Regions from separate parts of the Homo sapiens genome. Here region 2 is linked to region 1. A link is a loop called in an ENCODE intact Hi-C map of the cell type or tissue named here. Cell type or tissue: right lobe of liver. All regions are shown on one strand. Each heading gives the region's core, and the rest is flanking DNA. Links, peaks and the distances in the headings are about the cores only.

Region 1 (11,826 bases), core at 1,378-9,377:
TTCTGGATATTAGCCCTTTGTCAGATGAGTAGATTGCAAAAATTTTCTCCCATTCCATAGGGTGCCTGTTCGCTCTGATGGTAGTTTCTTTTGCTGTGCAGAAGCTCTTTAGTTTAATTAGATCCCATTTGTCAATTTGGCTTTTGTTGCCATTGCTTTTGGTGTTTTAGACATGAAGTCCTTGCCCATGCCTATGTCCCGAATGGTAATGCCTAGGTTTTCTTCTAGGGTTTTTATGGTTTTAGGTCTAACATTTAAGTCTTTAATCCATCTTGAATTAATTTTTGTATAAGGTGTAAGGAAGAGATCCAGTTTCAGCTTTCTACATATGGCTAGCCAGTTTTCCCAGCGCCATTTGTTAAATAGGGAAGCCTTTCCCCATTTCTTGTTTTTGACAAAGGTATTTTTCTTTATTGCCAAACCTTTTATATGTGTTGTGATTTTTTTTTTTTTTTTTTTTTTTTTTGAGATGGAGTTTCACTCTTGTTGCCCAGGCTGGAGTGCAATGGCGTAATCTCAGCTCACTGCAACCTCCACCTCCCAGGTTCAAGGGATTCTCCTGCCTCAGCCTCCCAAGTAGCTAGGATTATAGGCATGCGCCATCACGCCCGGCTAATTTTGTATTTTTAGTAGAGATGGGATTTCACCATATTAGTCATGGTGGTCTTGAACTCCTGACTTCAGGTGATCCACCCGCCTTGGCCTCCCAAAATCCTTGCTGGGATTACAAGCATGAGCCACTGCGCCCGGCTGTGTCATGATTTTGTCTGGTTAATACAAATGGTTTTATTTATATTGTCTTTCAACGTCTTAAAAAAGAAGTTCGATCTTTCTGCCTAAAATGGGACCAAAATCTCCCATTTTGTTATATAACCTTTATTTATCCTGGACTGTTGGAAAGTCAGCCCCACTAATTCTTTGATGCCTAACAAGTGTTTGATGGCCTACTACAGGAGCTGGAATCACAAATGACTATAGAGCCAGCAGGGAAGGGATCAGTGGTGCCTAAGGCCACCTGGAGAACTTAGGCGTGATTTGCATAGGTATTTCAAGAAAGCTGGAATTTTTTGTGACTCTCCTGATTTGTACACTTTGGCTACTTGTTCAAATTCAAAATTAAAATGAAATAAAAAGACATTTGTGGGCCAAACAGAAAATGTCTAAAAGCTGGATTCAACCGGCTGGCAGTGATTTTATGACCTCTGGCACGAGACCCATTTCTGAAGTTATAACCAGCTGCCTGATTTCTTAGCACTCAGACAACCAAACCTTCTCCATGTCCTTCCGTCCCTTCTTCCTTGGCGAGCCCTGCACCACTCCCGACCATGCGACGAGGGTGATGAAGAACATTGGTCCTCAGAATTAGGAAGGCTTGTGAATCTGTCCCTCCTTGGAAGCATTTCTCCTGCCAGAACATGAAAGCTGGAGACATTTTTGTTATTAATTCATTTCTCTGTCTGTCGCTTACATTTAGTGTGGCTGTGAGGAATGAATTTGATGGTGTTCAAATATGACCAATTTCATCCTTAAGCCCTTCTCAGTTGTCAGATGGTGCCAGCCAGTCCTAGGCTCTGTTTCCAGTTTGCTGTCAATCTGACTTCAGCAGTCAGTGTGTTCGTCACTGTTTATTCCAATACCACTGCCCTGTCTGGCACACTGGCCAGCTTCAGAGGACTGACCTTAAAAGGTGGCCACCTCTTCTGCTCCAGCTCCACTTCCCCTGTCTCCCTCCCCCTCTCATCGTTGGGAGCATCTTTGGCATCTCCGCCACGGAGGGATCCTATCTGCCTCTATGCTGGCGTCTGCTTCTGATCTCTCATGAAAGGCTTCAGGCAACCTCCACTTCCAGAAAATGATCCTTTTCCCTGCAGTGACCCTAGGGCTTTGCCACACAGATTTCCCACTGTTCTCGGATCCCTGGATATTGGCCCCTGGACTTGCAGTAAGGTGCAACAGACACCCCAGGACTAACCATCATCCCCAGTCCCCAGCACACCAAGGACCATCTGGTGCCATGAGGTTGACGTGACATCTCTGCTGCCCTGGGGGCATTGGAAAACTGCATCAGCATGGTCTTATAGGAGCTTGTGCACTGATCAATGAATTAATCACCAATCAATAAACGAATGAGCTGAGGCTCACCACTTAGTCATTTTAGCTTCTGTACAGTGAAGCGTCCCTCCCTTCTCCATGCAGGACCCGTTGTGGTTACGAATGCCTCCTATTAGTTCTTTGTTTATTTGGGGCATTGCAGATGCTGCCAGATGTTTACTTTTAACGTGAGGAGAATTACACCACTCCTGTGGTTGTGGAGAAAGAAGGGGGAGCTCAGGGCTGCGAAGGTGGGAAGTCCCTCCACAGCCCAGTCACTGGGAGTTCCTTCCCGCTCCCCTCCAGATGTGGCCCAGCCCCTACCCCATTTTGTCAAGTCAGCAGATCCCGACTATTCCAAGCATGGAGGGCCTGACAGCCTCCAGAGCCCAGGCAGCAGCACATATGGCCCAGCATGTGGTGTGCACATATGTAACTCCGAGGTCACGCCGGGCTCCACCAGCCCTCCCCGCACTCAGACCAGGACTCTCACTGCAGAGTCCCCGTCTCACCTGGCCCTTTAAAACAGCTCCCTCCTTGACAAGATCAAAAGGCAGAATTACCTTTTGAATTATTGGAGCTGCTGGAAAATGACACTGTTGGCAGGTATGGCCATGGTACTACCCCAAGACTAACCTTGGAACCCCACAAAGCCTGACCTATTTGCAGCAACACCTCTCAGCCTGCAAAGTCCATTAGAATTGGTGGGATCTTGTGTGGCCAAGAGGAGCTGAGGCTGATGGCAGAGGCCAGTGCAAACGCAGGTTCTCCCCACCAGGGTCCAGATTCTTTCAAAGACATGCAGGCTATTACCTACAGTCCACATCTTTTGAATGACAGTTCCTGATCCACATCACCTTATGCCACCATTACCTCTGCTGCTGGACAAGGAGGGAGAGCCTGCTCATTTGTCCATCCATCAGCCTGTTTAGTCCATCCTCCTCTCCATCTGCCTTCCTTCTCCCTTCTGCCCTCCTGGGCTCTAATAACCTAGAGCCTACAGATACCTTCCTTTTCTTTTTCCTTCTTGGTGCCCAGGAAGCACAGCCAAAAGGCAGAAGCTCATAACCTGCCCATACTCCCAAACAGAAATGAACCCGGGAGGAGGGAGGGATGAGCAGCAGCTCCCTGTCCAGCTCAGCCCAGCCCAGCCAGGCTGGAGGAGCCTTGCAAATGAGAAAGGCCCAGGGCAGAGCCACGTACTCATATTGTAGGACTGAGGACTTACAATATCAGTATGACTGAGTTGGCTGCAGCCCATATGCTGGCTTCCTAGAAAATAGACCTGTCTCCTTTCTGAATGACAACTGAAAGCTGCTAAGAGAAGAGGAGATGCCCCTTGATATCTTTCTCAAGAACTTGTTTTTCCAAGAATAAATGGGATGCAAAAATCACCAAACATTGTTTCGCTACGAAACAGTGAACTGACCCAGTTGTAGTCATGCCTGTATCTAACCCCTCCAAACCACCATCCTACACCATCTCCATCCCTTTCACCAATCCACAGTACAGATGGTCCCCAAATGATGATGGTTCAACTTACAATTTTTCAACTTTATAACATGTGAAAGTTACACATATTCAGTAGAAACTGTACACTGAGCACCCATACGACCGTTCTGTTTTTCACTTTTAGTACAATATTCAATAAATTACATGAAATATTCAACCCATATTATAAAATAGGCTTTGTGTTAAATGATTTTGCCGAACTGTAGGATAATTAAAGTGCTCTGAGCATGTTTAAGATAGGCTAGGCTAAGCTGGATGTCTGGCAGATTAGGTGTATTAAATGCATCTTCAACTTACAATATTTTCAACTTACAATGGATTTATTGGGATGTAATCATGTCATGAGTCAAGGAGCACCTGTATGTAATTATTCTGTTAGAAACTGAAGTACCCCCAATCCAGCACGTATCCTTCCTTTTCCTCTCCCCATAGCTGCTTTGAGGCAGGGCTAAAGCCAAGGTGATCTGCACCACTGCCTCTTCCAAAAAGCCCCTCCCTCTTTTCCTTAAAGACTTTTGGCCGGGCGTGTTGGCTCACACCTGTAATCCCAGCACTTTGGGAGGCCGAGATGGGTGGATCACCTGAGGTCAGAAGTTCAAGACCAGCCTGGAAACCCTGTCACTACCAAAAACACAAAAATTAGCCAGGCGTGGTGGCAGGTGCCTGTAATCCCAGCTATTCAGTAGGCTGAGGCAGGAGAATCACTTGAACCCGGGAGGCAGAGGTTGCAGTGAGCCAAGATCATGCCACTGCACCCCAGCCTGGGCAACAGAGTAAGACTCCATCTCAAAAAATATAAAAAATAGGCTGGGTGCGGTGGCTCATGCTTGTAATCCCAGCACTTTGGGAGGCTGAGGCGGGTGGATCACGAGGTCAGGAGATTAAGACCATCCTGGCTAACATGGTGAAATCCTGTCTCTTCTAAAAATACAAAAAATTAGTCGGGCATGGTGGTGGGCATCTGTAGTCCCAGCTACTTGGGAGGCTGATGCAGGAGAATGGCATGAACCCGGGAGGCAGAGCTTGTAGTGAGCGGAGATCACGCCACTGCACTCCAGCCTGGGCGACAGAGTGAGACTCCGTCTCAAATAGATAAATAAATAAATAAATAAATAAATAAATAAATAAATAAAATAATAAACAAAAACGACTTTTGCCAGCTGGGCACGGTGGCTCAATCCCAACACTTTGGGAGGCTGAGGCGGGTGGATCACGAGGTCAGGAGATCGAGACCATCCTGGCTAACACAGTGAAACCCCATCTCTACTAAAAATACAAAAAAATTAGCCAGGCGTGGTGGGAGGCGCCTGTAGTCCCAGCTTCTCGGGAGGCTGAGGCAGGAGAATGGTGTGAATCCAGGAGGTGCAGCTTGCAGTGAGCTGAGATCACACCACTGCACTCCAGCCTGGGCAACAGAGCAAGACTCCATCTCAAAAAAAAAAAAAAAAGACTTTTGCCACCTCCAGGGGACCCTCTCCTTTCTTCTTCTCTGTTCATTCAGTCTTTGACCCTTCTAAGAAGGTAGATCCATCAATTAATAATTTAATCATATATACACACAAGTCCCATTTTCCTGTTTTGTTTAACAATGTTACCACTGGGTGATTCTCTCTGAAAACTTTCCAGGAGCCTAAGGGAGAGGACACGATGGAAGAAGGGTCTGGGAAACACACAAGGAGAGCTGGGAAATGTGTGGCTCTAGTAGGCCGCTCCTGAAGATGAGCAGAAATTCAGTTATTCCAGCCTTCTCCAAATCCAGAAGAAAGTATCCAAAGCTTAGCTGAGACTCTGGCCTTAACCTTAACCCTACCCCTGTGAGTCAGTGGATCTCAGACCAGGGAGAAGTCATTGGACGCAATAGAGGATGTTGCTGGGCCTTCCCCAGAGGTCACGGAGGAGGCGCTTTGGTCTAGTGGTTATGAGCTTCAGCCCTGAAGTAAAGCACCTGGTTCTGAATCCTGGCTCCATGAATTATGCCCATGGGACATTACACAGGTTCATTTCTATTGTTTAGCCTTAGTTTCTTCATGTGGGAAAGGGGATATTAATAGTACTTACCTGATAGGGTAGTTATGCAGTATAGAGTAATTCTGGTAAATCATTGAGCCTATCACATCCTAAGTTCTCAGTAAACATTAGCTATGATTATCATTACTGTGTTTTATTATTGGGCTCCAGACCCTGCCCTTCCCTAGAGGTCCAGAGAGAGGATGCCCGCCTCTCTGGGAGTGAGTGTGCCATGGGCCCATCCAGGCTACCCCAGCTCTGTATTCAACCAGATGTGGCTCTGTAAGTACAGCAGATGAGGCAGGCTGGGAGCGCCAGGAACTGGACAGGACCACCCATGGGGCTGCGGTAGGTGCTGGCAGGACGGCCTCAGCTGCAGCTGCTGGGCAGCTGTCCAGAGTGACAGGCAGAATGCAGTGTACAAGGGTGTGGAAACAGACAACAGGTGGCAGCTCAGCACCAGTTGGCGGCTGCAGAGGGGAGTGGCAGATTATCTAGCATTTGGTAACAGGGCGTTGCTACCAGCAGGTGGACCACAGCCATGGGCAGTTCCAGAGGGGTCTTCTGAAATGTAAGCAGGCAGGCAGCAAGAAGAAAGTCTGTCAGCAGATCCCGGAACCCAAAAAAGGCTAGATGGGGAGCGGGAAGGAGGGGAGAGGACCAGAAAGAGCAATGCAGGGCCTCAAGCCTGAAAGGACTAGACAGGTTGGCAGGAACCGGCCACAGACGCAGGACACAAGGAAGCCTGGCATGACCAGAGCCCAGGCACGCAGCAGCAGGAGCAGGAGGACTGCATGGGATTGGAGTACGGCAGGTCCTAATGTGGTGCAGCCCCTCCCCCACCCCTGAGCCCAGGCCAGGCCAATCGCCAGGGCAACCAGGGCAGGCCTGAGCCTGTGCTATCCCCAGGATGAGGGTGCAGAAAGGGAAGTTGGAGGTCATCGTGGGGGTAACTCCTCCCTCCTTCTCCCTGCCTCTCTTTCTCTCACACACACACATCTAGAGTTCTGTCCAGCTACTATATCAATTCTCCTGATTCTTGCCCTTTTGCATGCTTTCTCTTCCCTAGCTCCTACTTACTGATGAAGAAATAGAATCAACTCTCAAAATGAAAAGCCCACTCTATCAGAACCTAAACAGCCCTCCAACAGTCATCTGGTAAGTGACAGGTCCCTAGGCTTCTGCTCTGTGCCCCAATGGAAGGAGCAGTCTGCAGGAGGGGACGTGGCTAGAGAGGGCTAGACTCCCTCAATTGAGGAAGGAAGGTGAGGGTCCCCATAGCCCCTAACTTGGGTTCATCTCCCACATGTCTCCTTAGGCTTGGCTAACAACCCCCTCCATAGACTCCATTCTGGGCCTCTGTCATGCCAATGACCCCAGAAGACTTTGTCTTGGAGACTGGGTGACCTTGGGAGCCAGGCTCAAGCTTATCTATTCTAAACTCACATCTTCACAGAGGAAATGAACCTATATTCATCTCCATAAGATGCTAAGCCTCGCTTGTACATGTACATTAGCTCCTAAGCTTCACACACATTTTTATGGTTTCCCAAGTCACACATGCGTGCTCTTAATCACTGGCCTCCAAAACTTAAGGGTGTGAGCAATGAGAATAGACACCATATTGGGGTGCCCCATAAGGGCAGACTGTAGTCACTAGATCACCCCTTACCCCAACCTCTTGGCATGTCAACCACATTGTCCACCCTGCTCTGGCTGTTCTTCTACCTCCCTAGCAAAATGGTCTGAAGTGACTTGGGCTTGCTGGGAGCAGGCCAGGCTGCCTTCTCAGTTTGCTGTTGGCTTTAGAATACGGTTACTCATGTGCATAGCATATGGATCCAGCTGGAGCTGAATTCCATGGAATCTATTTGGAGTTAGGGATGGAGTAACCAGAGTCACAGAACTTCCCTGACCTCCAGGCCTTCCTGGATACGCAAAAAGCAGAATGACCAACAATTTAGATTAGTTTAGATCTTCCCAGCAGGAAATGTAATAGAGAGAAGAGGTTACATAGGTGAATTAACAAAAAAGAAAAGCCACATATGGGATGATGAACCAATCCAGAGGTGAGAAGCAGCAGGGAGACACTTCTGCCCTCAGGCTGGAGGGGGTGAGGAAAGAGAGGAAGTGGGGTTACCAGAGCCCAAAGCCAAGGCTGCCCAGTGGGAACTGGCAACCAAAGAGAGAGGCAACATGTGTTGTGAGCTGGAACCATGAAGAAACCCAGATTCTGCCAAAGACACCACAGGAAGCAGAGAGCAGCAAAGAGAAATGAACATCCTAACTTTCCCCCTCCTACTGCCTTAAAGTCTCCTGCCAGGACCCCACATTGGTTTAACTCACCCTGGAAGCCATGGGCAAGGAGCCTGGGAAATGTAGTTCCTGCAGAGGAATCCTGGAGGGGCAAGGAACCAATCTGAGAGCAAACAGGCAATTGCCAGCACAGCCAAGAATGACTATCTATGGGGCCTTGTATGAACCACTTGCAAGTGTCTCTGTTTTTGAGAAATACTAGAGCCAGCTCCCCAGGGAGCAGCATCCTCCTTCACCCTCTCAGTCTCACAAAATTGGAAATGGGTCAGCTGTCTCTGGTGGAAAAGTATGTCCTGTTAATGTGCACAATCAGAAGATTATTTTGCAGGCTCAACACAGTAGGATGAGACCTTTGAAGGAAACCAGGCATTGTCTGTAAACAAGTGGTGCGTCCCTCAGGGACTGTCTTCACCCCCTGGTTAGGGGCTGGGCTGAGCCCAGGCACTAGGGGGCTCTTTGAGTCATTTCCTACAATGGAAGAAGGCATGCCCTGTGCCTTGGGGAATGGTGAGGTATCTGGCTGCGGACCATGTGGGAGGCATTGTTCAGGACACCAGAGCACTCAGCATGTTCCTTGGAGAAGACCAGAGAGCTTCCTCCTCCCACCCCTCCATGTGCTCCCCCACACCAAGGCCACATGTGGCCCAGCTTCCTTCAGGTCTCTTCCAGTGTCTCACCTGAGACTTTTGGCCTGAGCGTGCATGGAGCTCCTGCAAGCTCCACTTACATTCTTACACTCTTCCCAGGCACCCCACACTCCCTTTTCCCCCTAGCCACCCCAGGAGCCAGTCCTGATATTGGAAGCCCCTCCCTTCAAGGCCCCCAGCTGAAGAATCCTGGGAACAAGGGTAAGGGAAGAGGTAGGGTGGGGAGAGGAAAAAGACATTTCTAAGATTCCTGGAAGCTTTTCTGGCCCCAGAGAAGGAAGGCTTTGAGCCCAGCACGGGTTCAGAATCTGAATATGACTCCAAGAGAGCATGCAAAATGGAGGATTCTTCCCACCCTGTCTTCGCCCTCCTTGGGCAATCACAGCCTAACCCCTGCCCAGATACTGGCATTTACTAGTTTCAGTGTTTCAAGTAAGTCTTGTTTCTTCAGCTGCTCTGTAAGTTCTCCATAGGCAGGAGTCAGATCTGTATAGTGCAGAGTTCTGCAGATGCCCTCCCCTCATCACGCTGCACAAATCCAAGCAGTACCTTCACGGTAAGTCCTGTGCAGGGCTTGCTACACAATTGGTGGGGTCCAGTGTAAAATGAAAATACAGGCTCCTTATTAAACATTGTTAAAAACTTCAAGATGGTGGCCATACAGCATTAAGCCAAGTGCAAGACCCTTCCAAGCCCAGGGCCATGTGCAACTGCACAGGTTGCAAAACAATGGAGCCAGCCCTGGTCCTAGGTGGTGTGTGTGGTAGCTTGCTTCCAAAGATACCACCATCAATTCCTCACCTCTCTGTGCCCACATGCTACTCCTACACCAAGATGTGGAGTCTGGGCTGGGTGCAGTGGCTCACGCCTGTAATGCCAACATTTTGGGAGGCCGAGGCAGGTGGATCACTTGAGCCCAGGAGTTTGACACCAGCCTGGGCAACATGGCGAAACCCCGTCTCTACAAAAAATACAAAACATGCCGGGCATAGTGGCATGCACCTGTGGTCCCAGCTACTTGGGAGGCTGAGGTGGGAGGATTGCTTGAGCCCAGGAGACAGAGGTTGCAGTGAGCCAAGATCATGCCACTGCACTCCAGCCTGAGTAAAAGAGCGAGACTCTGTCTCAAAAAAAAAAAGAAAGATGGAAAGAAGGAAGGAAGGAAGGAAGGGAAAGAAAGAAGAAAGAAAGAAAGAAAGAAAGAAAGAAAGAAAGAAAGAAAGAAAGAAAGGAAGGAAGGAAGGAAGGAAGGAAGGAAGGAAGGAAGAAAGAAAGAAAAAGAAAAAGAGAAAGAGGTAGAGTCTAATTTCCTTCCCTCGAATCTGAACTGGACAAATGGAATTCAATGGAAACAATATCCTTGTACATCCAAGACTAAGTCACAAGAAACCCTGCAGGTTCTGCCTGGACCTCTTGGAATGTTTGCTTTTGGGACACTCCCTCTCAGAACCCGTCGTGCTGTGAGAAACCCAAGGCACATGGAAAAACCACATGTAAGTCAACAACCCCGGCTGAGCCCCACATGGACATCCAGCATCAGCCAGTCAGGTGAATGGAACACCTTGATCATCTAGCCTCCTTAAGCCCTTGTAGGACTGCAGCCCAGCTGACATCTGACTTTATCAACATGAGAGAACCCAAGTGAGAACCAACCGGCTGAGCCCAGTCAACCCACAGAACCATGAAAAATAAGAATAAATTGTTTTAAACCATGAAGTTTTGTGGTGGTTTGCCCATGTAACAATAAATAACTGAGACGTGCTTCAAGGAGTGGCATTCACTTAGGATACGATGTGAATGTCCTGAGTTGGGTGACACCACAATAATGGCTGAGCACACACTAGCAGCTCAAGAAAAGCTGCTCGCTGGCCTGACATGCTGGCACCAGACACGTGGGCCCCTACCCCACAACATGCCCTGTCTCTGACAGATGCTGTTTGTGATGAAATATCTGCCATCTGGTTTCAACCTGCATCTTCCTGGCTAATAAGGATGCGGATACTGCTGTCTCCAGAGATTCATGACCACTTCCTCCCACCCCATTCCTACCTTTCCTATCTCAGGAAATGGGCCTCTTTACCCATAGCAACATAATAGAATTCCAAAACCAATCTCACAGCCAGTTTGAATATCTGTCTTTACTGTCATAATAATGCAGACACTGCACCTGTCCTCTAATTCTGTTCTCTACTCTTGGGTTTGTTCATTTGTTTCTCTGGGATCTTTAAACATCTGATTAAATTCTGTGCTACAGATGAAAAGTTCTGAGGATGGAAGATTATCAGGCTTTGTAACTTTCATCAGCCCTCCTTTCTGCTTGGCAACTTGTTGCAACCCCTATTCTCTCTCTCTCCTCAGTCTTTGCCTCCCAGAAATCCTCCTGTGCCCCAGGAATCCCTCTCCCAGTTGCTGGTCACAACATCCTTTCCCACCTAAAGCCCAGCCCTGAAACCCATGACATGGGCAGCCCCTAGAGGAGGAACCCAAGTCAGTGCACAGCCTGAGGCTGCTGAAAGCTGGAGTTTGGTCAGGAAGAGGACTCCCCATCTCCCCAGCTGGGAAAAGAGGGGTCCAAAACCCCAGGCTAATATGCACCCTCTTCCTACGATGTTCCTGACCACCTGGCCCCGTTCCTTATAACACAAGCTCCACCACCTAATTTGCCTCTGTAGGAAGTGGGTGACCGTGCGGGCAAAACTAAGTGACCAGAGATCCAAGGCATTGAGGCTGGGCTGTACAACCACAGGGGGTCCTGAGCCTGCATCTCCCACCAACTGCCCCCACTGTCCTGTGGGAAAACAAAAGGATACAGTGGGACTTGGGCCACGGGCCACGATTCATCTGCATAGCTTGATCCTTACTTTTGTTTGTGAATATAAATGCCACTTTAGACACCCTGGTTGCAAGATAGGTGCCTAAGCTATTCTCATTTACCATATTACTTGCAAGCAGCATATTCAGCTACCAGATGGGTGGTGGTCTCCAGGCCAATAACTCCAATGTAGCAGGAAGCATTTTTGAGATAATGACCAATTTTTTTCTACCCCAAACTTCCTTCTATCCTCCCAGCCCTCCACCCTACCCCACTCCATCGCAAACTTATATTCAAGCAGCTAGATTGTTCTACACTGTCTGCCTCAAGGGAGGGATGTGATGGAGAAAAAAAGGAAAATACAAGCTTTGATGTCTGGACAAGATTAAATGTTTAGGAGAAACATCTTGAGTGTGGGCAGGGCTTCTCTCCACTCTTCCT
Region 2 (11,826 bases), core at 2,572-10,571, 190 kb before region 1:
GTGCCTGAAGTCCCAGCTACTCAGAAGGGTGAGGCAGGAGAATCACTTGAACCTGGAAGGTGGAGGGTGCGGTGAGCTGAGATCTTGCCACTGCACTCCAGCCTGGGCAACGCAGCGAGACTCTGTCTCAAAAAAAAAAAAAAAAAAAAAAGGCAAGCATCAGAGAACTTTCCAAGATGCATCATCTTCAAGAACAAGAATGGGAGGCAGTGGAGGTGTGGCATCTCCTCCTTAGGATGCAGAAGCTGAGCCAGCCCCCAGGCCAAACAAGGGTGGCCAGGCCTCTCCCTGGATCCTGGTACTCACAGAACTCTTTGGTTTCTTCATCTCACTCCTCCCTCCTGCTCAGTCACATTTTGAGTTATTGTCCCATGTAATTTCTAAGCCAGCCAGGTATCCCGGCCTTGTGAGACACCAATCTTGCTCTAATGTTTTGAATGTGAACCATCATGAAAAAGTAAGAATGATTAAAAAGGAGATTTTGTAACTATTTATCAATGTCAGAGGGAGCAAAGTCTTTCACATTCTATCACTCTAGCTGGATATCCCTAAAGGGTAGGTGTTTAAGCTCTTGAATCTGGCTTTTCTTTTTTTTTTTTTTTTCTTTTGAGACAAGATCTTGCTGTCACCCAAGCTGGAGGGGGTCAAGGACATGATCACGGCTTACTGCAGCCCCAAAATCCTGGGCTCAAGTTATCCTCCCACCTCAGTCTCCCAAGTAGATGGGATTACAGATATGCACCACCATGCCTGCTTTTTTTTTTTTAAATATATAAAAACAGAGTCTCATTATGTTGCCCAGGCTGGTCTCGAACTCCTGGCCTCAAGTAATCCTCCTGCCTTGGCCTCCCAAAGTGCTGGGATTACAGGCATGAGCCACCATGCCCGGCCTGAACCTGGCCTTTTAGATTACCTTCCAGCTCTTTTGCTTCTAACTGGTAAACCTAGGCAAGTTATTTAACCCCATTAAGCCTTGATTTTTCTCATCGGTAAAATACTTCCTCCCTTAAAGGACTGTAATAAAGAAAAGAGGTCAGCGATCTGTGGTTATGGGGCCAAATCTGGCTCACCGACCGTTTTTGTGAAGGCCTATGAACTAAGAATGGTTTTTACATTATAAATGGTTGAAAAAAATCAAGAAAATATTTTGTGACACCTGAAAAGGATATGACATTCAAATGTCAGGGTCATAAAGTTTAATTGGAATATAGCCACACACATTTGTTTACATCTTACCTGTGACTGCTTTTCTGCTACTACAGCAAAGTTGAATTGCTAAAACCAAGATGTTATAGCCCACAAAGCCTAAAATATTTACTGTCTGGCTCTTTACAGAAAATGTTTGCCAACCTCTGGTAAAGAGAAAATGAAGGAATGCCTAGATGTGCCTATAATAGGGCAAAAACCTTTAAAATGTCAGCTCCGATTTTCTTTTATTCATGTCTAGCTCCTGTCCAGCCATGGTATTTATGCCACTCTGTATTTGCATTAGGATAATTTTTCAGATCATTGCAAAATATGCATTCTCCTACAGAACATATAGGGATATCTATTTCTTAAATGGCATTGCTAACACACAATGCACTGACCTGACCTCACAGAAAGAAAATGGAACAACAGAGGTCCCATCCTTCCAAATGTCATCCACTGGTCTTATCCTTATGGAAATAGACAGTACACGGATCTGGAATGGAAGCAAATAATAACCGGGTCTCCAGATTCCATCGTATCACAGAACATAGAACCAAGAAAGTACCTTAGAAGTCATCTGATCCAGTCACCCCTGTTTTACCAATGAGGAATCTAGACCCAGAAGAAGTTAAAGGACTTACCCAAGAGTACCCAACAACTCTCTCACCACCCCAGGCTCCCATCTTTGTGTCTCTCCTGTGTGAGCTGTTCCCTGAAGTTCTTCCTGAACTTGCACATTGCCTTTCCCTTTGATTTTAAATCCTTGGCTCAAATGACATGCCCGGACTATATCGTGTGATATGAGCTTGAAAAGTAATTTACGTACAAGTCTTGAAAGCAAATCAAGTTTTAAAACAAAGTAGCATCTACTCTGCCCCAGCCTTGACATCTTATTACATAGCAAATGCTGGCTTTTTAATTTCCCTAATCAAGACTGGTCCTATTTAGCCCACCTCCTCAAGGGGTCCCAGCACTAGCCCCACTCCGACGCCTGATGAAGTTCCAGAACAGGTGAGAAAAATGAGAGGGCCCTGCCCAGGGCTCTGGGAGTCGGCCCTCACTGCCTGCCCTTCAGACAGCAAGACAGAAAAGGCATTCATTTTCTTCCTCCACGTCATGATACCAACCGAAATTACCTTTAAATGAGGAAGAAGGTCATTATTTAATCAATAGGATTGCGTCAATTGAGGAAAATTTGTCTCCAGTGTAAACAAGCGGAACGTCTTTGCGCTCTATAAAAACAAGGTTAAATTACTTGCAGATCCGGGCAACGTGGAGAGATGTAGGAAGTGAACCTGAAGCCTGACACACTCAAGGTCTCGGAACCGAAAATAATAGGAATTGTTCTTATTTTTCCAGTGGAATCAAGCACAGAGATGGGCACGCCTCTTTACAGAACCAAAGATTCAGAACTGTGCCTTACCCTTTGCTTATGAGGCGGAGGAGGAGGAAGAGAAAGAACCACCGCAAAGAGAGATGGCAACAAAGGTAAAATGAAGGCCGGGCAGCCGATCCCACTCAGGCTGACCACAGTGAGGGAGCAGCATTAAAATGAGAAAGGATCAGGTCTCGAAGCCCAGCCCTTCCCGCTGAATCTCGTCCTTTGCTTCATCCATTCCATTAAATAAGTCATATTGAAAATAAATTATTATTAATACAACAGTAGCTAACATTATGGGGTCTCACTCCATGCCAAGCATGCCAAACCCAGGTCATGCACGGTGCTACTCGATGTTCACAGCAGCTCTAGAGGTGGGTGCCAGTCATGCCCACTTAGCAGATGCAGAGGAGGGCAGTCGCAGCTGGAGAACGGCGGGCAGTTCTGCCTGTTTCTGAGGCCCCACTGCTTGAACTGCCAGCCTCAGAGCCATCTGCTCACTGGGTGCTCAGCCCCGTGCTGCACGCTGTGGACTCACAGGGGGAAGTACAAGCTAGGCCTGCCCCTAGGGCATCCCCATATCCCTGGCAAGAAGGGGATTTGGGGCATTTACTCCTGTTTAGGGAGAGGCTCAGCTCGTCTGGGAATCCCTGGATGAGCAGACTCTGTGCCTGCTCCTCTCCCGTACCCCTTCCCCATCCATGTCAAGGGCTTTGGCCACAGCACATAATGGGTCCAGCGAGTCACAGTCTCTCCCGGAGGCGGCCCCAAAGACCCCTTACCCACACCTCCTCGATCGCTGCTAGGGTATGAGCTGGAGGCTGTCGGTGGTGAATGGGATCTCTGTCACTCCACAGGCATCTGATGAGGTCTAAATTCCCTGCTCCCTGACAGAACTTCTTGGTGGGGTTATGGCTTCCAGGTTCTCCTCACCTACTCAGGAGACTGGGCTAACACTGAGTGAGGTTCGCTGACACCCTCTGTTCATTAACAACAGGACCAAAACCAAATAAATTTTAGCTCTGGGCTTTTGGACAGCCAGATTCCAACACTTTGGTGGTGGATCCTGACTAATGTTCCTTCCCCATCCCTCCTCCTCCCATCCCCCAACCCACCCCGCCCAGCTCCAATTCTGAAGTGTCTGAATGCGGAGTTCATAAGCTACCTTCCTTCCATGACCATGTTGCCCACACGGCCTCTGCTGAGGATCCGGGCAACACAGTCACCACGGGAGGAGGCCCTCAGTTACCCTAGCAGCGATCTGAGGAGTGTGGGCCAAGGGCTTTGGGGCCTCCTCCGGGAAAACTGTGGCAGCCCAGCCAAGACAGCAAGAGTGTGGCCTGGCCAAAAAAAAAAAAGGAAGCTTTAAAAAAAATTTTTTTAAGTGAAATGAAACATATTTGACCTGGGAAGAAATAAAAGACCTTTCAAGTTGTCAAAGTGACAAATTAGACAAAGAGGCCGAGCAAATGTGAGCTCCTGGGGAGTCCGTCAGAAGGAGCCCAGATGGAATGGACGAGGCTGGGGGTGACCAGAGGGATGCAGACAGAGGATTTATCCAGGTCGGGGTGGGAGACCAGTCAGAAGGCTGCACAAAGCTACACACAGTCTACCCTTTGTACTAGTATTTATCTAACTTGTCAATTTTATAGCCACGTTACCTTCCGAGTGTTCAGGAAGGCAGATATTGGTGCTGTCAAGAGGCCTGGCTGTGGTTTGCACAGCATAATGACAGATGCAAAAAACAAAGGGGAGGGGAGAGGGGCCTTCAGAAACCACAAAAGAGCCTTTGTAATTATGCCTCTGCCTCCCTCGGGAGCGTGCCTTTCCCTCGCTGCAGAGGTGCTCGCTCCAGGGGTGCTCTCTCCCCCTATATGCAGCTGTGCCGGGCAGCTGCACCGGGCAGCTGCCTAGCACACGTCTACCAGTCACCCTGCATGGACTTGAAGGGAGCTGTTACATGACTACCTCTCTTCCCCAGGCTAAATAGCTGCAGTCCTTTAACCTCTCTTCATGGGCCTGATTTTCCATCCCTTTAATCATCCCTGTCACTTTCTGCTGCAGCCTGTACTCACCACAGCCCTCCCCGAGAGTGGAGACACAGCCAACAAGGATCATGGGCCCAAGGGCCTCCAAGAGCTGCTCCTTTCAGACCACCCCCACCATGGGCCCACCCTGCAGCCACAGGTCCTGGGAAGCCCATGGTCATGGAGCCCCCACAGCTGAGTTACTGTGGCTCATGACCCAATTGGAGCTCTTCCCTCCCTGCTCTTGGATATTCCCCATGACCAGAAAGTCATTAAAATCCCACAGTCTCCTCTGAGCTGATTCTCACCATTTTTCTCTTCCTCTTCATTCTCAGTGCCTCACTCTTACACACTAGACCCCTGGACTATCATTTGGACCATGGAGCCAGCCCCCCAGCCAGCTTCCCTGCCACCAACTTCCCCTCCAAGACACTTAAAGGCCAGCTTTGGAAATATTTTTTTAAATTGAATGTCATTTTTATCAAGTCCTTCCCCTACTCAAGAGCCTTTAGTAGTTCCCTATTTCTTCTTGTTATAGCAGACATAAATAACTCACCAGATTTTGAGAATACTCTCACCACTCCCCCAACCCCTCTTCTGCCTATGTCCAGATCTACACTCAAAAACAGCCTTCCCTAGTTAATCTCCTCCCCTCTCTGTCCACCCCTTTACCCATCCCCATGGTTTATTGGATACTGTTTTGGGTGTCTTGAGATATTAGGTTAGGGTTCTTTGACAGCAAGCAACAGAAACCAACTCTGACTAGTTTAAGGAACAGAAAGGGATAGATTGGAAACGAATGGCATAGTTTGGAGATTAAAAGCAAGCCTGAACTACAGTCCTGGGAAAGATAGAACTGGGCAGCTCTGAAGATCTTTCTGGAACATTGCCATCAGATGATCAGCTCCAACTGCCTTCTCTCCTTATTTCTCTCTGCTTAAGATTCAGAGTTGCAGGACTGAACATCAACAAGCTCCGTGATCAGGGAGCAGAGTCCTGTGATTGGTTGCCCTACCAAAACCACTCAGGGTGGGGGAAGGTTGCAACATTTAGCAAATAAAAATACAGGATGCCCAGCTAAGTTGAATTCCAGATAAACAATGTTTAATTGCCCATATAAACACATCCCAGGCAGTAGTTCCTGATTTGTCTTCTCATTCTTCCCTTCCCTCAGTCCCACTCTGTTGCTCCCAGGTGGGTCAGCACACCCTCAGACCTGTACCTCTACCCACTCTGACTGTACCTCACTGTTAATGAATCTGTTCAGTCCTTTCAAGGTGGCTGTGAATTTTATTTCTTCCTCTTTAATTTTAATAACCGAGCTTCCATTGACTGGAAACTACACATTAACTGACACAAATAAAAGGGTGCACATGCCCTTTGGCAACCTTTATTGTTTATTTTCTCTTTAGCCTCATTGGAGAAAAAAATCAACTTTCTCCGTCTTCTCTCTTTTGCCAAATATTACAAAACAGACCTAATAACACTTTGCATTTGCATAACTCTTTAGATCTTAATGTACATTTTCACACTCATTTCATTCAGTGTCTTCACTCCTCAGTGAGTGAAGTGGTTAGTGGGCACAGGTAACATAGTCCCCCATTTTACAGATGAGAAATTCAGACGTTGAAAGGTGGGTTACAAAAGCTAGTATGCATCCAAAGTTGTGGATCCAGGACTCGGAACAATGTGTCCTTGCCTCTTTTCTGTAAAGGGCCAGATAGTAAATATTTCAGGCTTTGTATGCCAGATGGTCTCTGTTGCAACTCCTCAACTCTGCCATTGCAACACAAAAGCAGCCATACGTAATACATAAATGAGTAGATGGATGTTCCAATAAACTGCATTTGTAGAAACAGGCCAGTGGGCCATATCTGGCCCACAGGCTATACTTTGCAAACTAACCCCTGCTTTACACCACACAACAAACACTTTCCAATCTTTTTAAGTCTATCATGGTTTGCCTCCAATTGGGATGCCATAATTTTGACCTCAATCAATTTTAGATGACTAATTTTTTCTCTCCTCTTTACTTCTTATGCATCCGGATTGCTGCGACAATGACCAACTTGGCTTCCCACACCCACTTGGTTCTTCCTACACTGTGGCAAAGTTTCCTCTCATACGTGTGAATGTGCTCAGCTAAGCCCATTCTTCCTCCGCTGGGTCCTTCTTTACCCGCATATGAGATCAGTACCGACAGACCTTGTGGGGAGGCAACTTTCTAGGATGGGTCATCTTCTGAGGCCCCCAGGATTAACCAGCATACCCAGAATTAACCATTAAACAGGATTAACCATCATCCTTCTCTCTTTCCTTTACTCTGGGCTCCACACGTTTCCTCTCTTGGGCCTTTTCCATGGCAAGTTTGTCCCAGGGAAACTCATGCCTGGAATGGTAGCTCTACGACCTGGTCTTTCTGTGGCGTTTTCCTGTTGCCCACGGAAGTTGGGGACTGGGTTCAGTTTCTTCTTGAGCCTACAGAGTGAAAAGACTGGCTCAAGGGCCCTCCCTAAGAAGGGCAGGAGCTCCTTGAAGGCAAACTAGTTTAGTTTATACCCGTCACTGTTTATATATCCTGAGCTATAATGAGGGCTGGAGGCTGTAGGTGGACAGCAGCCTCCTGGGTGAAGAGGCCAGCTGCTTAGATGACTGGACTTACAAATCCTCAGCCATGCTGATGGCCACCTGGAACCTGAATTCTACATTTTGGGAGCCAGTGGGCCATGACTGATGCCTCATGAAGGGGATGCCAGGTCTTTAAGTGGGCTTCACATGTGTGTATGTCCGTGTGCACACCAGAGTGTAAAGGCAAGAGACTGTAGAGATCAAGCTGCCCAAATCGTTCATTTACAAATAAACCAAAGCCCAGTGATATCACCTTGGTTTACCATGATGCCAAGAGGTAAAAATCCATATTATCTTTATAAATAGTATCCATAAAGGTGATGATAAACTTGATCAATGAAACAGATATTTGTAACTATAAAGCTTTCTTTGGATTTTTTGTTTTGTTTGTTTTTTGAGAAGGAGTCTTGCTCGGTTGCCCATGCTGGAGTGCAGTGGTGCGATCTCGGCTCACTGCAACCTCCACCTTCTGGGTTCAAGTGATTCTCATGCCTCAGCCTGTGAGTCTCATGCCTCAGCCTCTCAAGTATCTGGGATTACAGGCACACGCCACCACACCCAGCTGGTTTTTTAATTTTTTTTTTAGTAGAGACAGGTTCTCACCATGTTGGCCAGGCTAGTCTCAAACTCCTGACCTCAGGTGATCAACCCACCTCAGCCTCCCAAAGTGCTGGGATTACAGGCATGAGCCACAGCACCCGGACGAATATCAACATAATTTAAATAAGGGGCAGAGAATATGTCCATCCCAGCACAGCCCAAAAGCCATACATGAGATCAACTTTTTCAGAAATAGTTAAGATTTGTTATCAAGATTTCCATGTGTCCAAAGGTGGAATTCTATAGAAACACCAAGAGCCTCCTCCAAATATTTTTGTAAAGCCTCTAAAAGGATCAAGAGAGACAACAAAGAGTAGAGGGCACAAGGAATACTTCAGCTTTGAATGCCCTGGCTCTGCCACTTTAAAGTTGTGTGACCTTGAGCAAATTATTTAATTCGCTAAGCCCCAGTTTTCTCATCTGTAAAATGAGCACAGTGATAGTACTTACCTCACAGAGGTAATGTAATAATTAAATGAGATAACGTATACAGACCACCTAACATAGGGCTGACAATAACTACTTAATATTCACTATTATCGTGGTGGTTGTTGTTGACACCTCAGACTTTTTGCCTTAAGTTCAACTCTAATTTTGAGTTGCCTCCTTTTTCAACTGTGAAAAAGGGATAATCATTTAACAGGAGAGACAGGCAACTAGAAGTTAGTTATGACCTGGACAGAGTGCTCTGGCCCCCTACCCAGAGCCACGGTCTGCCCCAAATAATCTCCAGGCTAAGAGACAAAGTGGCTTTTCGGAGCAGGCTTTCCTCTGCGGGGGTGGCCTCCAGGCAGGACACAGGCCGTCTGGAAGAGGTCATGATCTCAGGTAAGAGGTGCAAGGAATCAGGGGAACAGACCAGGAAATGTGAAAAAGGCTAGTGCACAGTTTTCTTTGTGGACAATCTTTTTGGCATTACGATGTTTTAGTCAAATTGTGCCCTGCTTGGAAGTCCTACAGGTTGAAGGCAAGGGAAGTCAGAATTTCTACAACAAAAAAACAAAGGGCCCAGGATAGCTCCTAGATAAACGTCATCCTTCAAGGACATCTTGGTAGGGCAGACTACCAGCGTTTGCATCAACTCATGCCATTAAAAAAAAAAAAAAAGACAAAAAAAGCAGCCCACCTAGAACTTGATTTTTCCGGGGATAGAAGAAACACACTAGACAAAACAACTCTCTCCTTTTCCCTGGGTTACTTGGCAGCAGCAGAAAACACTTGACAAAAAGTTCCAGAAGGGCTTGATATTGAGTTTGAAAAGTACAATTCCCACAACAATCACTGACTAAAGTAGCAATATTTTAGCCCTTCACAGGAATCTGGTTATTATTACCATTTATGCCAAGTATCTTGTTTCTATTCTCTTTGATTTAAGGTCATTTTCTCTGTAAAAGGCCTGCTTTGTTGAGCCCTACACACTGACGTTGGTTTCAGGAGAAAGAGGACTGGGCAAGTTGGGAAAGTATCGTATCGTGCCGAAACATTAGATGCCCTGGTTGTAAAGAAACCCTTTGTTTTTGCTCTGAACCTGATGCATTTCTCTGGTCTTCATTTCCTAGTTCGGTGCACTAATTTCAGCATTGTCCACCCTGACAATGATAATACCTCTGCTTGAGCGTGGCAGGTTCCAAGGAGAGAATCCAAGAGGTTTTACCTACCTGGACAGGCCGGGGTACAACCTGGCCAAAGGAGATCCAAGTCAATACCCATGTCTAGAAAGTCACCCTGTGACTCAGGGTCCATTGTGTAGACATCTTGTGAGAAAGGATACCAAGAGAGTGAAATATCTTGCTCAGTGATGTACTACCAGGGACAATTTTTCACCTTGGGAGATACTTGACAATACCTGGAGACATTTTTGGTTGTCACGACTCAGAGCAAGAATACTATTGCACCTACTGGGTAGAGGCCAGGGTTGTTGCTCAACATCCTACACTGCACAGGGTGGTCCCCACAACGAAGACTAACTCAGCCCCAAATGCCAATTGTGGTAAGGGTGAGAAACCCTGAGAAACACAGAGGCACCGAAAGCCCTGCATGGGCAGGCCCCTGCCCACCTGCCCAGCCTTATTTTGCCCCACGCCCCCTATTCTCTAAACCCCAAGTGCGTAGATACCTTCCAGTTCCTGACTTCACTGTGTTCCCTCAGCATATCCAACCCCTCTGCCTGCCAGGCTCTTCCTTGGCATGCCTAGTTAACACCTTCTTATTCCCTAGAGCTCACCTCAATACATACTTTCTTGAGATGCCTTCCCATCAAGACTAAGTCGAATCCCCCATTCTATGCTGTCTCCCCTTTATTCTTTCTTTTTTTCCAGGGCTTTTAAAGTATCTTCATGGGGCCAGGTGTGGCGTCTCACACCTGTAATCCTAGCACTTTGGGAGGCCCACATGAGCAGATTGCCTGAGTCAGGAGTTTGAGACCAGCCTGGGCAACATGGTGAAGTCCCGTCCCTGCTAAAATACAAAAAATTAGCTAGTTATGGTGGCGTGTGACAGAGTGAGACTCCGTCTCAAAAACAAACAAAGAAAAAAGTATCTTCATGGCTTTTCTGAATTTCCCCAAGCTCCCTACCTCTCAGCTCTTAACATCTGTGGGCTAACAGCACTAAATCTAGAGTCCCATGACTTGTGTTTCAATCCCAGTTCTGGCATACTCTAGTTGTGTGACCTTGGACAAGTTACTTTTCTGTGTCTTTGTTTTCTTACCTCCAGCATGAAGATAGTAGCAGTACCTAGCTCATGCGGATATTGTGAGGATTAAACGAGACAGGCTGATAAAGTGCTTAGGACAGTGTCAGGCCCACTGTGAGCACTGTAGAAAATTCTGCTATTATTATTACTTCGAGAATTTAAAACTGCCATTCTGAGACATGTAGCTACAAGATAAGCAAGATATGCGGCTGGGGGCGGTGGTTCATACCTGTAATCCCAGCACTTTGGGAGGCCGAGGCAGGTAGATCATCTGAGGTCAGGTGTTCGAGACCAGACTGGTTAACATGGTAAAACTCTGTCTCTACTAAAAATACAAAAATTAGCCAGGCGTGGTGGCAGGTGCCTATAATCCCAGCTACTCAGGAGGCTGAGGCAGGAGAATTGCTTGAACCCGGGAGGCGAAGGTTGCAGTGAGCCAAGATCACGCCACTGCACTCCAGCCTGGGCGACAGAGCAAGCCTCCATCAAAAGAAAAGAAAGAGAGAAAGAGTAAGAAAGAAAGATATGCAGCATATTTTCTTCCCAGCAGCACAAACCTACATCACTGTCTTTTTTTTTTTTTTTCTACCAGAGAAATCAGAGCTCAGATCATCTGAGGCAGGGGAGTCAATGTCAAATGCTTTCTATTTACAGACAGAGAAATTGAGACTCAGAGTTTAAGGGATTTAGAAAGGTCACATAGCAGGTTTTCTCTACCTGATAACTCTCTCTCTCTCCTTCCCCCTCTCTCCATCTCCCTCTGTCCTTCCCTTTTGAGATGATAACTGGCGTGATTCCTAATCTACACTAAATGAATTATTCCTTAGCAACTATCTTCATCAGACTACAGGTCCCTGCTTCCAGCCATTCTACAAAAGACCTGGCAGTTATAAAATCCAGGCTTATCAGAACAAAACACACCAAACAGAACACAGCGAGGTTTCTAAACAGAGATTTAAGGTGCTTGCACAGTATCCTGAAAAAAGAAAATCTAAGCCTGAAAAAAGTAGACCAAATGCAAATAATAACCTAAATAATAAAGAAAACACTGAAGCTGTCTCCTGCAGCTTTCTGCCATGAAATGATTCGTCCTGAGAAAGGACTAGGAATGTCCCTGCAGGGCCCCACAGGCTGGGCCACATCTCTTTAACCTTAACTCCTCCAAATCCTAGTTACCTTTTAAAACCTCCCAGCTTCTTATGACAGTTCTTACTCTTTTTCCACCCACTACGGGTTTTGGAAGCTGACTCTTTGCCAACACTGTGATGTTTTAGCCCAAAGACTTCTTGGAACCTAAGACCTCATGGG

What was found. Peaks named below come from ENCODE experiments on the same cell type or tissue, not always from the same donor. Only the 100,000 strongest peaks of a DNase experiment are listed, where the experiment ranks them.
Region 2: it touches region 1 in a loop (4-fold over the local background); 107 of 110 quality-filtered maps call a loop at or near these places.

What each region holds. Positions count from the first base shown.
Region 1 is chr2:42,066,508-42,078,333 of GRCh38, forward strand. No RefSeq gene overlaps it. Among named protein-coding and RNA genes, the nearest start is that of PKDCC, 24 kb to the left of the region's middle. RefSeq lists a silencer at 2,520-2,684. In right lobe of liver, for the core only: no CTCF peak of the experiment used is centred there; no DNase peak of the experiment used is centred there; H3K27ac peaks cover 932 bases.
Region 2 is chr2:41,875,100-41,886,925 of GRCh38, forward strand. LINC01913 (long intergenic non-protein coding RNA 1913) reads left to right here and starts at 2,456. Exons shown (of 3, transcript NR_033996.1): 1 at 2,456-2,679. In right lobe of liver, for the core only: no CTCF peak of the experiment used is centred there; DNase peaks (open chromatin) are centred at 5,602 and 6,352; H3K27ac peaks cover 3,274 bases.